2 separate regions of the Mus musculus genome follow, and region 2 is linked to region 1. A link is a loop called in an ENCODE intact Hi-C map of the cell type or tissue named here. Cell type or tissue: left cerebral cortex. All regions are shown on one strand.

Region 1 (5,000 bases):
TTTGACCCTCAGCACGGTGTGTGTGTGTGGGGGAGGTTACTTTAAAAATTAACCAATTTTCCTGACAGAAAAGTAAATAAGAACAAAAAATAAATACGAGTAATGCAAGAGATTAAGAATAATGTAAGAGCTTCCAAGGACAGATTACATGGGTTTAAATACCAGGCTTGTTACTTACTGGGAGTACAACCTTGACAAGTCTCTGTAACATGCTGTGGAGGAAAAGAAATAGCCCAAATAGATTCATGGGCGTGAATGATTGGCCCATGGAGGTGGCACTATTCGGAGGTGTGGCCTTGTTGGAAGAAGTGTGTCACTGTGGAGGCAGACTTTTGAGAGCTCATATATGCTCAAGGTCCACCCAGTGTGGAGCACAGGCTCTTCCTGGTTGCCTTCAGATCAAGATAGAGAACTCTTGACTCTGTCTCCAGCAGCATGCCTACTTGCATGCCACCATGTGTCCCGCCATGATGATGATGGACTAAACTGGACTACTGAGACTGTAAGCCAGCATCAATTAAATCTTTTCTTTTATAAGAGTTGTCATGGTCAGAGTATCTCTTCACAGCAATAGAAACCCTAAGACATGTGGTATTCAAAATTGGAGTAACTACTTATTTCACTAGATTGTTATGAAGGTTACATGTATGCAAAGTGCTTAACCCAGTCCCTGGTACGATGTAAGCACCAGGTATTTGATATCTACTATTGTTCACTTCATTTAGTATTATCCACAATAGTGCATAACGTAATATAAAAAGCCGTCTGGATACAAAAACAACTGGCTCTGTACTTTAAGGTACATACCTACAATAGACTATTATATAGCCATGAGAATAAGGCATGGGGGCCCAGCTCAGCTGTGGAGCACTTGCTTGCATGAATCCCCAGGTTCAATCCCCAGAACTGCAAGAGGGAAGCACTAAAAGAATATTTAATTCCATGAAACGTGAAAGTTTAAAAAGAAGGAAACAAATTTTAAACATTGACCCATACCGCTTACATTTGTTAAGCAGAAATACAAAACTTTGAGTAAGAGTCTCCGGGTACCCCTATGTATACGCTGAGGCTTTTGTTAACAGTTTTTTATACTTTCCTAAACTTCTAGTGCAGAACAGCGGGTGTGGCCATATTATGTCAATCTTGTTAAAGTGCAACTTCTGGGTCAGTGGGCTGGCAGTCTTGCACCCGGAGCACTTCTTGCAGGCTCATCAGTGATGCTCATTCTGCTGGTCCAAAACCTGAGTAGGAAGTTTTCACAGCACTGTCTCTGAGCTCCTCTTGGAGCTACAGAAGCACCGATTGCTGGATCCAAGGCTAGGGTCCTGTTTTAGACAATCTGGACTATGTCCTTAGAGCTTGCATATAATAATTTCCAGAAGATGTTGATGCTGCGGATCTGGGAAACACCCTTTGAAAATCACATTAAGAGCATCTTTTCGTTCCCTTAATATCACTAAAAATGTATCTATCCTCTTCATTGCCTATAAACCCAAATCCAAATGCTTTATTCAGAAACCCCTGGCATCCCTCTCACTTGGAAAGCCATAAAGTCAAACCTTTAGGCCTTAAATATGTCTGAGGTGTCCAACATTACAGCTCTGAGAGCTTTCTTGCTTTGTCTGGTATTTTACTCCTTCCCTGTGCCCATCCTTTGGGGGGTCTTCAAATGTTATTACCCTGTAAGGAATTCCCAGGGCTCCACAGCGCTTTCTGTGATTGCTAGTGGGAATTGTATCTTCCAGCAGTAAACTGGGTTCTTTTGGTGTGTGTGTGGTGGGGGGGGGGGGGCTGTAACTTGCCTATTTTCATCTGCCTGTGTGTGGCTCAGCCAATCTCCTGCATACAGCTGACACTCTCACTGACAGAGGGAAAGAAAGAAGGAGCCTCCCCAGGAAGGGTGCGTAACTGTCCAGTAATGGAAACTGGAACCCTGTGCCCGCCAAGCCTGATGACCAACAGTAACAGGTGTTTCCATCTCCGCTTCTGTGATTCATTCTGCATAGCTGCGCACGCACATAGCGTAAGCACACACAGTCTCCCGGAATACAACGCCAGGCACGCAGACGTGCACCCGGTGTCCTGGGCGCCCGGGAGACACACCTCAGCGACAACCTGGATCCACAAAAGCGAGGCTCTGCCACCTAAAATAGTAATGTCTTACTGCAAACAAAACAAGCAGTGGCACCTGCTTATTTTCCTTGCTCCCTGGCGCACCTTTCTCTTTAGTCCTAAAGAAAGCTATTGAGGTGACCCCCCCCCCTCCCAGTCCTTCCCATACACACACACCCCTCCCCCATAGCTTCTTTTGGCCACGGCGCGCCTCGGAAGGCTGGATGAATGGGAACCAGGGGGCCCTCTTTGTCGCTAATCTTCCCCTCCTTTGAGCAAGCCCAGCTTCTTCCGGGTCAGCGACAATCACCACCACCCCAGTCGGGCCCGTTGTCCCCTGCACCACGGCCAGGCTCGCACAGGGTCCGGTAGCCCGCGGGGACAGGTTGCGGGAGCAGAAAAGGGCGGGGACGAGGGCGGGCGCCGAGGGAACGGGGGAGGGAGCTGGGAGGGGAGCGATCGCAGGAGGAGGGAGCTGCCTCGGGCGGCTGGCGAAAAGGATGGGAGTGCGGGGCAAGCGCGCGGCGCCCAGGGTAACGGCCGCGGCAGAGTCTGCGGGGCGCGAAGCCAGCGCTCCGCGCTTTTAAAGCCCGGATCGCGACGCGCTCTAGGCGCGGGCGGCGGCCGGATGGAGAGGAAGGGCTTGGCGGCCCGATCCTCGGGGAACCCTAGCCCGCCTGCGCTGGGTGAGGGACCGCGGCCCGTGCCGCCGCCGTGCGTCCCGAGCGGCGGAGGAGCCCCGGAGCGGGGCCAGGCTGGAACGGCGGCCGAGCCCGCGGAGCTTATCCGGCGCGCACACGAGTTCAAGAGCCAAGGGGCGCAGTGCTACAAGGACAAGAAATTCCGCGAAGCCATCGGCAAATACCACCGGGCGTTGCTGGAGCTGAAGGGATTGCTGCCGTCACAAGAGGAGCGGGACGCACGGCCAGCCTCCTCGGCAGGGGTTCCCAAATCCAGCCGCCTCTCAGAGGAGCAGAGCAAGACGGTTGAAGCCATTGAGATCGACTGTTACAACAGCCTGGCAGGTAAGCCGCGCCCCGCCGCACCCCCTCCTCTCCTTCCCCGGGCCTCCAGGGGCCCCGCCCGGCCACGCGTCCCGTCCCCAGCTTTCCCAACCTAGTCTCTCTGGATCCCAGAGCGCCGCTGAGGCACACCGCGGTGCAGACTCCCTCCCGTGACAGTGGTGCTCTGGGGAGATCTGGGAGGGAGGCGCTTGAGAAAAAGTGTGACTTTCAAGATGATGTCTTCCAAAGGCCATAGTCATCTTGAGTCTCTTCCCTTGCAAACATGGTGAATCTTGCCTATAAATGACCGGGCAGACAGAGGGCGACCCAGCGGGCCTGTCAGCGACTGCTACTGCTCACTTGGGTTCAAACTGAAGAGATAGAAGAAGCCAGAGATACCGCACAAGCCATGGGCTCTAAGGCTAGCTCATGCACCTGTCTGTCTCACTCGGGTGTCACTGGCTTTAAAGTTGACCTATGTCTTCCCTTAAGTAACCAGATGGAAACAGGCCTTCCCTCAAGTTCTCCTGCCCCAGTAGCAAAGGGGATTTTTTTTTTTTTTCAGGATGTCCTGAGTAAAATGGATTCCAAAATGCTACTTTCTTCTCTCCGGGTCTTGCTCCAGCAGTCTCAGGGCTCTGAGTTCATGGTTGGTCCTTAGCCCTGCTGAATTCTTAGTCTCCTGCCTAAGGCTCTTCTGTTGGGCTGAAGGTGTACTTCCATGGTGTGCTTTAGGGATGAGGCTAAGTGTGTGTGTGTGTGTGTGTGTGTGTGTGTGTGTGTGTGTGTGTGTGCATTATAGAAAATGTAAAGTCTGTAAAAAAGGAAAACGCTGAGGCTTTCGAAGGACTTCCTGCGAAATGTGGCAAACAGCGATATAAACAACTGCCTTACAGTGACGCAACCACCCTCTACTTTTCCCACCTAGTGTGTATGGTTTGGGGCACAGTCAAGCCTCTCTCTGTTAGAATAAAAGGCATTTCTTCATTTCTAACCTTGAAAGTTGCTTGAACTAAGTATGGCCTGTTAGGGGGTGGGGGCGGGGTGACGATGGATGCATCTGGAGGTTGAAAGACTACAACTATGGTCCATTCAGAAATGTAGATCTGCTGTGTTGGCTTTGGGCATTGAGCACCAGCTTCCCTCCGCCTTCCCATTCTGTCATGTTTGAGGTCATCTTTAGGCAAGTGCTCTACCCCTGTGCTGCCATGCCCCTATCAGGTCATCTTTACTAGGGTGAAACCCAGCCTGGGAAGACACGGTGTGAGGTAGCTTACACACGTTAAGAATTACACATGTAAACCAAGGGCAGTTACAGAGATGGTGACACTGGCCCTAGTATTACAAATAATGGCACCAGAGAAAATAATGGCACAGAAGGATGGAATAGGTGAATCCATAAAAGGATACTTGATTCCTCTGGTTTCCCGTAAGGATTTGGCCACTGCCCTGATGAACAGTTAAAGGGCAGAGCCTGTGAGGGCGGAGGAAGAGGCACTCAGGATGGCTAATGCAGTGATTTTGGAGTGGTAATGGGTGTTCTAGGACTACATTTACCCGGCCCATGAATAGCTAGCACTGCCTGCCCTCCACCCCACAAGTGGCTGTATTTCCATGGTGAAACCCAATGTATGTCCTTGGTCAGGCCTGCCTGGTCAGAGGACAGAGGTGTGGTCAATCTCTCCTTCTGTCCCTACCACACAAACACTTGGGGAAACTTCACTGGTGACAGAATGGAAATAAACCCAGAGGGCTTTCCCTTCTGCTGCCTGCTCTGGGGCTCATCACTTATGAACATTAACAATGTAGCATATGTGCAGTTAGGTACACTACATGCACTTTTGCTTTTTTGAAACAGGGTTCACTGTATAGCCCTGACTGGCC
Region 2 (5,000 bases), 150 kb after region 1:
GGCATTATAAACATCAAAATGTATAAACAAGAAACTGAATGAAAGGGGATATGTCTAAGGAAAACTAAAGACCTGAATCGCTTGACAGTCAAAAGGCCAAAGGGAAAAGAAGAAAACAAGAAGCTGCCATTCTATTTCAAAATCATCTTAAAGTAATGTAATTATTCATTAAAATAATTGTTCATGTAAAAATAAGTAACAGATAACTATCATAGATGAAAATTTAAAACTAAACACTCAAAGTTAGCCCTTTGTAATGGCTTCTCTTTTTTAAATCAAGTACATAAGACAAGGAACAAACTGCTACCATATATGTAAGAATGCCTTCTAACTGGAATTATGGAAATTCTTAAACGCTATAAACTGCACTTAGAGAGACTGCCATCTTCTAAACCAATCAAGAATATACAAGTGATTAAGAAATTACAATGGCAATTTAACTCGAAAGAAAGAAAGAGAAAGAAAGGAAGAAAGAAAGAAAGAGAGAGAGAGAGAGAGAGAGAGAGAGAGAGAGTGGGTGGGTTTTGCTAGGAACATGGAACGGTTCCTGGGAAATTGGTGAAAACCAGGACACAGGGAGAAAGGCCCTGGGAGGGAACCCTGGTCCTGGCCCCTGAGATTTGGCCAATGCCAAATATAGGCAAGGATCTAGGGTGGAAAAAAAAAATGTGTTGTGTGAACAGTATGGCTGTATGGGACAAGGACTTAGCCACTGTACCTGCTGATCCTGAACTCCCACGAGGGACAGACATACTTTCTCCCTCTAATTATTTCTCCACTCATAACTTTGCCCCCTCCCCTTGTACACACCTTTCCTAACATAATATTCGGCAAGATTCCTCAGGGTACAACTTTGAAATACAGTACGAGAACCCAAGAAACCAACACGAGATTTCAAAGGCACCTGACTCCTGAGTTCACACACGCTTCCGGGACTTGTGAACCTGCCCAGGCAGGCGGGAGGCACCTCCACTCCTCTCTAGACAAATACCTTTAAGAGGCGGAGACAAGAAACAGAAAAGGTCCGCCGGGTCCTTGATTAGGGAACTAAGGTTACTGGTGACAGTAACCACCTGCTCTCCAAAACCCTTCCAGATCTGGAGGGGCACAAGGGGCGGGGGGGGCGGGGGGGGGTAAGGGGTTGGGACGTAAGGAGACTCCTGCTAGGGTTTCAAGAGTTGCTACTTGAGCGAGTCAGATGACGGTGAAGAAGCCCGGTGTTCCAGGCAGGGCCTGCGACTCTGGAGCTTCTGGGTAGCACCAGCTAAAGCCCCTGCAGCCAAAGTGCCCACCCATGCCCGGGCCAGTCGCTCCCCACTCGGGACTGCTCTTCGCCCATCCTTAGGCCTCAGCCCCCCGTCCCCACCGGGCACCGGTGCCCGCCTTCTTACGCTGAATGGGCGGGTAGCAGCTGGGGTCCTCGGCGCCCGGCTGGCAGCGGCTGGAGAAGGCGCTACGCGGGGTCACGTAGTTGCTGGGGAAGATGCCCACCCGCTGGTTCAGCTGTCCGGTCCACCAGCCCTCATCGCCGGACACCTGCGAGTCCTTGGACAGCACCTCTACCACATCGCCCAGCCGCAGGGTCAGCTCGTCCTCGCCCGCCGCCTCGTACTCGAACACAGCCGTCCAGTAGGGCAGCGCGGCGTGAGATCCCAGCTCGGCCGCCGCCTCCTCCTCGTCCTCCTCCTCTTCGGCCCCAGCGCCCGTGGCATCGTCCCCCGGCGGGGCGGCAGTGGCACTCGCCAGGCAGCCGAGAAGCGATCTGGAGGACTCCATGGAGCGGCTGGTCCATAGGGTGCGGGGCGGCCGCCCGCGGGAGCCGCCGCCGCCTATTGTTCATGCGGCTCGGCAGCGCTGGGGGCTCCGCGCCCCCGACGGCCGCCGCAGGTAGGGCCCGAGCAGGCTGGGCGCGCGAGAGTCGAGGACGCCCGGTGCGCACCGCGAGCGCGCACCGCGGACAGGGGCGCGGCGCAGTCCCGGCCGCCTGGCGCCCCCGCGGGCGGCCTCGCCCCTCGGCGGCTCCCACCTGCTCGTGCCGCCCGTGCCCGCCGCCCGCTGGCCGCTCCCTCCCCTCCCCGCCCCGTGCGCCCCGCCTCCCGCACGCCCGGGACCACCTGACGCGAGCCTGGCTCCGCCCCAGCCCTGCGGACCCGGGGGCGGGGCCTCCAGGATGGGCCCGCCTCCACAGCCAACCCATCCTCCCATTGGCCCGCCGCGGCTGTCCGTCTCCTGAGGGTGGCTGAGACCTCATTGGGTGGCTCCCGAAGGTGAGACCCAGCGTGCGTTCGGACAGTCCGAGCGGGCTGCGGAGCCCTCTGTCTTTTGTCCGCGCCGTTTGGTCCTACGGGCTGCGCCAATTCCCGGTTCAGATGGATCTGCTGTTCCCCTATTTGGCCACGGGGACCAGCTTACGTCCACTGTCGCCGCTACGCACACACTCACACCCCGGAACCTTATGGCTAGCGATGGAAGAACTCTTTCGATTGCTCTGCTGGCCTTAATGAAGACTGTGTTCATCTTTGTAAGAAGAAGTTCCTGGCCATTGTTATTAGAATTCCGAAAGGGGAGGTCTCCTAGTGGGGCTTCCGCAGGCTCGGGAAGTCATGCGGAACCAGCTAGTTTGCGCTTGCCTTGTGAAACTGGCTATATCTAGGACCCTGGTGACTGGATACCCAGTTTCCAAAGACTAAAGGAGTAAAGGCGGGTGCTGCCTGCCATTCTTGGGCAAGGGCTGACCTATGCTATGTCTTTTTGTTACCTGCCGCCACCACCCCCAAGGACCTTAACCTCTTTTACATGTTTTTAAGCCTGTCATAGCAATGGCTTCCATATTTCAGCCATGGTAACTACCAAACTGTATTTCCAAGACAGGCATTGATGTGATTTGTGTAACAAGAGTCAGTACTTCATTGTTTATTTGCTCATTTGTGGTTTTGAAGCAAGATCTTACTGGGTAGGCCATACTGGCCTCTCATTATCTCGCTGCCTCAACTGCCCAAGTCTTGGGATTACAGGCGTGTGCCAATGTGCCCCACCAGACCATTTTTGTTTCATTTTAATTTGAAGTTTAATATTAGGCAAACTGGAGCAATTTGAAAAAATAGCGAGGCAGCTACATGACCTTGGGCAGGTGCCATCTGTTTATCCTTGAAGTGAAGACCGTGGAGGGAAAAGCCTCCTGTGTTTTAGTTTTGGACATCCAGTGATTTGCAAGGGGCTGTGACTACATTGTAAAGGGAGACACTGTGCACATTTAAGGTCTTGGGAAAGGGATGAGATGGTACTGTTCAAGGAGCATCCAGACAGTCCTGGGGACGGAGATCCGGAAGTAAATCCCCTAACGCAGTCAAGTTTATAGGAGGGTCTAACATGTTCAATTCCTGGGAGGGTCAGTAAACTGGGAAATACATGCGTGAGTCTGGATAGATTCTCTTGATAGAAGCCACTCTGCCTACAAGAGGATGGGAAAGGGAAAATAGTGTTTAAACAAATATTTTATTTAATAAAATTTTCATGTGTGTGAGAAAGGAGTCTTACAAAGTAGATAACACACACACACACACCCTGGAGGGGCTGTAGAGATAGATGGCTTGGTGGTTGAGAGCATTGACTTCTCCAGAGGACCCAGATTCCGTTCCCATCCCCCACTATGGCACCTCCTGTAACTTCAGGGGAAATGACATACTTGACTGGTCTCTATGGGCACTAGGAATGCACATGGCGCGCACACAGGCAAAGCACTCAAGCACAGAGAATGGTTTTACAAAGATGAAAACTGGAAAGGAGGATGTTAACTGGGTCTTCAAGTCGTACAATTATTGATGGATTGCAGCTTTTTGAATTGTCATTTTTCTCCCCTACTCACGCGTGGCCATTTCCACACACCTCTTCTCCCTGGAGGAGCAGATGAGAATAGTCCTGGCTCCCTAAGAGTAAAAGAAAAAAAAAAAAGAATGCCCTGCTCAATTTAAATATTTAATGCTCCAGCAAGTGCTTAGAGCCTCATGAAGAGTCACTCACCAAACATTCCAAAAAGTCACTCTCTAAATATTTGTTGAATGGATAAGTGCTAAGAACTCAAACTAGGGAAGATCCTTCAGACCACAGTTGCCTAGCAGGGCTTCATGGTAGAGAAGCAGAAACAGAACCGGTCCCAGAGAGGTACGGGGGGTGGGGGGGGGAAGAGGATAAGAAAGAATGCTGGAAACCTACTGAGGTTGGGTTGCAGAAGGCTTGGTAGCTATTTGATTCACATTAATAATTATTTAATTGATCATTTGAAATGATTTAATAACAAAGGTGTTTGCCATAAGGGCAGCAACCGGTCTGACTTGTTCCTTATAGCTTTCCTGGCGTCTCAGAACGCCTGGCACATAGCTAGTCACCTCTCTGGACAGTCACACCTGGTGGCTGGCTTGGCTATAAGCCTAGGAAGTCTGGGTTTTGTTTAGCAGACCAAGGTTATCACAGGGCCAGGGAAATGGTTCACTGGGTAGGAGTGCCTGCTCCACAAACATGAGTACCTGAGTTCAAATCCCTAGCACCTGTGTAAGAAGCTAGCCGTGGCTGTGGGTGCCTGTAACCCCAGCACTGTAGAGCAGACAGGCTGAGACCTCCCTGTCTGGCCATCCTTGCTGAATCATTAGGAGGCTATGAGCAGGGCTTTGGGGTAAAATAACTGAGAGTTTGCCACCCTTGCGTTCCTCAGCTGGGAGTTGAGGAATGTTAGCCAGAAAAGCAACATTTTCTCTACCACACTGGAAAGAAGAGCATCAAGCAGGAAAAGACAGGTGTCCATCAGTGATAGCATTAAACTTAGATCAGATCCTGACTGTATCCCGAAAAACAATCTACCTCTGTACGAGACAAGATTTTATTACTTGTTGTTAATTATACATTAATTATATATGTTCACTAAGTAATTATATTTTGTTCCATTAAATATTTATATGTTTCCTTATGACACTTTCATACTTGTATATATTTTTATCATCAATCTC

What was found. Hi-C counts contacts between places; a loop is a spot of excess contacts. Peaks named below come from ENCODE experiments on the same cell type or tissue, not always from the same donor. Only the 100,000 strongest peaks of a DNase experiment are listed, where the experiment ranks them.
Region 2: it touches region 1 in a loop (5-fold over the local background); 17 of 42 quality-filtered maps call a loop at or near these places.

The regions. Positions count from the first base shown.
Region 1 is chr12:81,628,665-81,633,664 of GRCm38, forward strand. Ttc9 (tetratricopeptide repeat domain 9) reads left to right here and starts at 2,585. Exons shown (of 3, transcript NM_001033149.3): 1 at 2,585-3,137. The coding sequence starts at 2,741. In left cerebral cortex, no CTCF peak of the experiment used is centred here; DNase peaks (open chromatin) are centred at 2,025, 2,503 and 3,223; H3K4me3 peaks cover 2,485 bases; H3K27ac peaks cover 1,716 bases.
Region 2 is chr12:81,779,099-81,784,098 of GRCm38, forward strand. It overlaps Map3k9 (mitogen-activated protein kinase kinase kinase 9), which reads right to left and starts at 2,072. Exons shown (of 11, transcript NM_001174107.1): 1 at 1,392-2,072. The coding sequence starts at 1,776. Gm46366 (a long non-coding RNA gene) reads right to left here. Exons shown (of 3, transcript XR_001780649.2): 2 at 3,866-3,926; 3 at 2,922-3,451. In left cerebral cortex, a CTCF peak has its summit at 2,372; DNase peaks (open chromatin) are centred at 928, 1,307, 1,736 and 2,190; H3K4me3 peaks cover 2,438 bases; H3K27ac peaks cover 1,211 bases.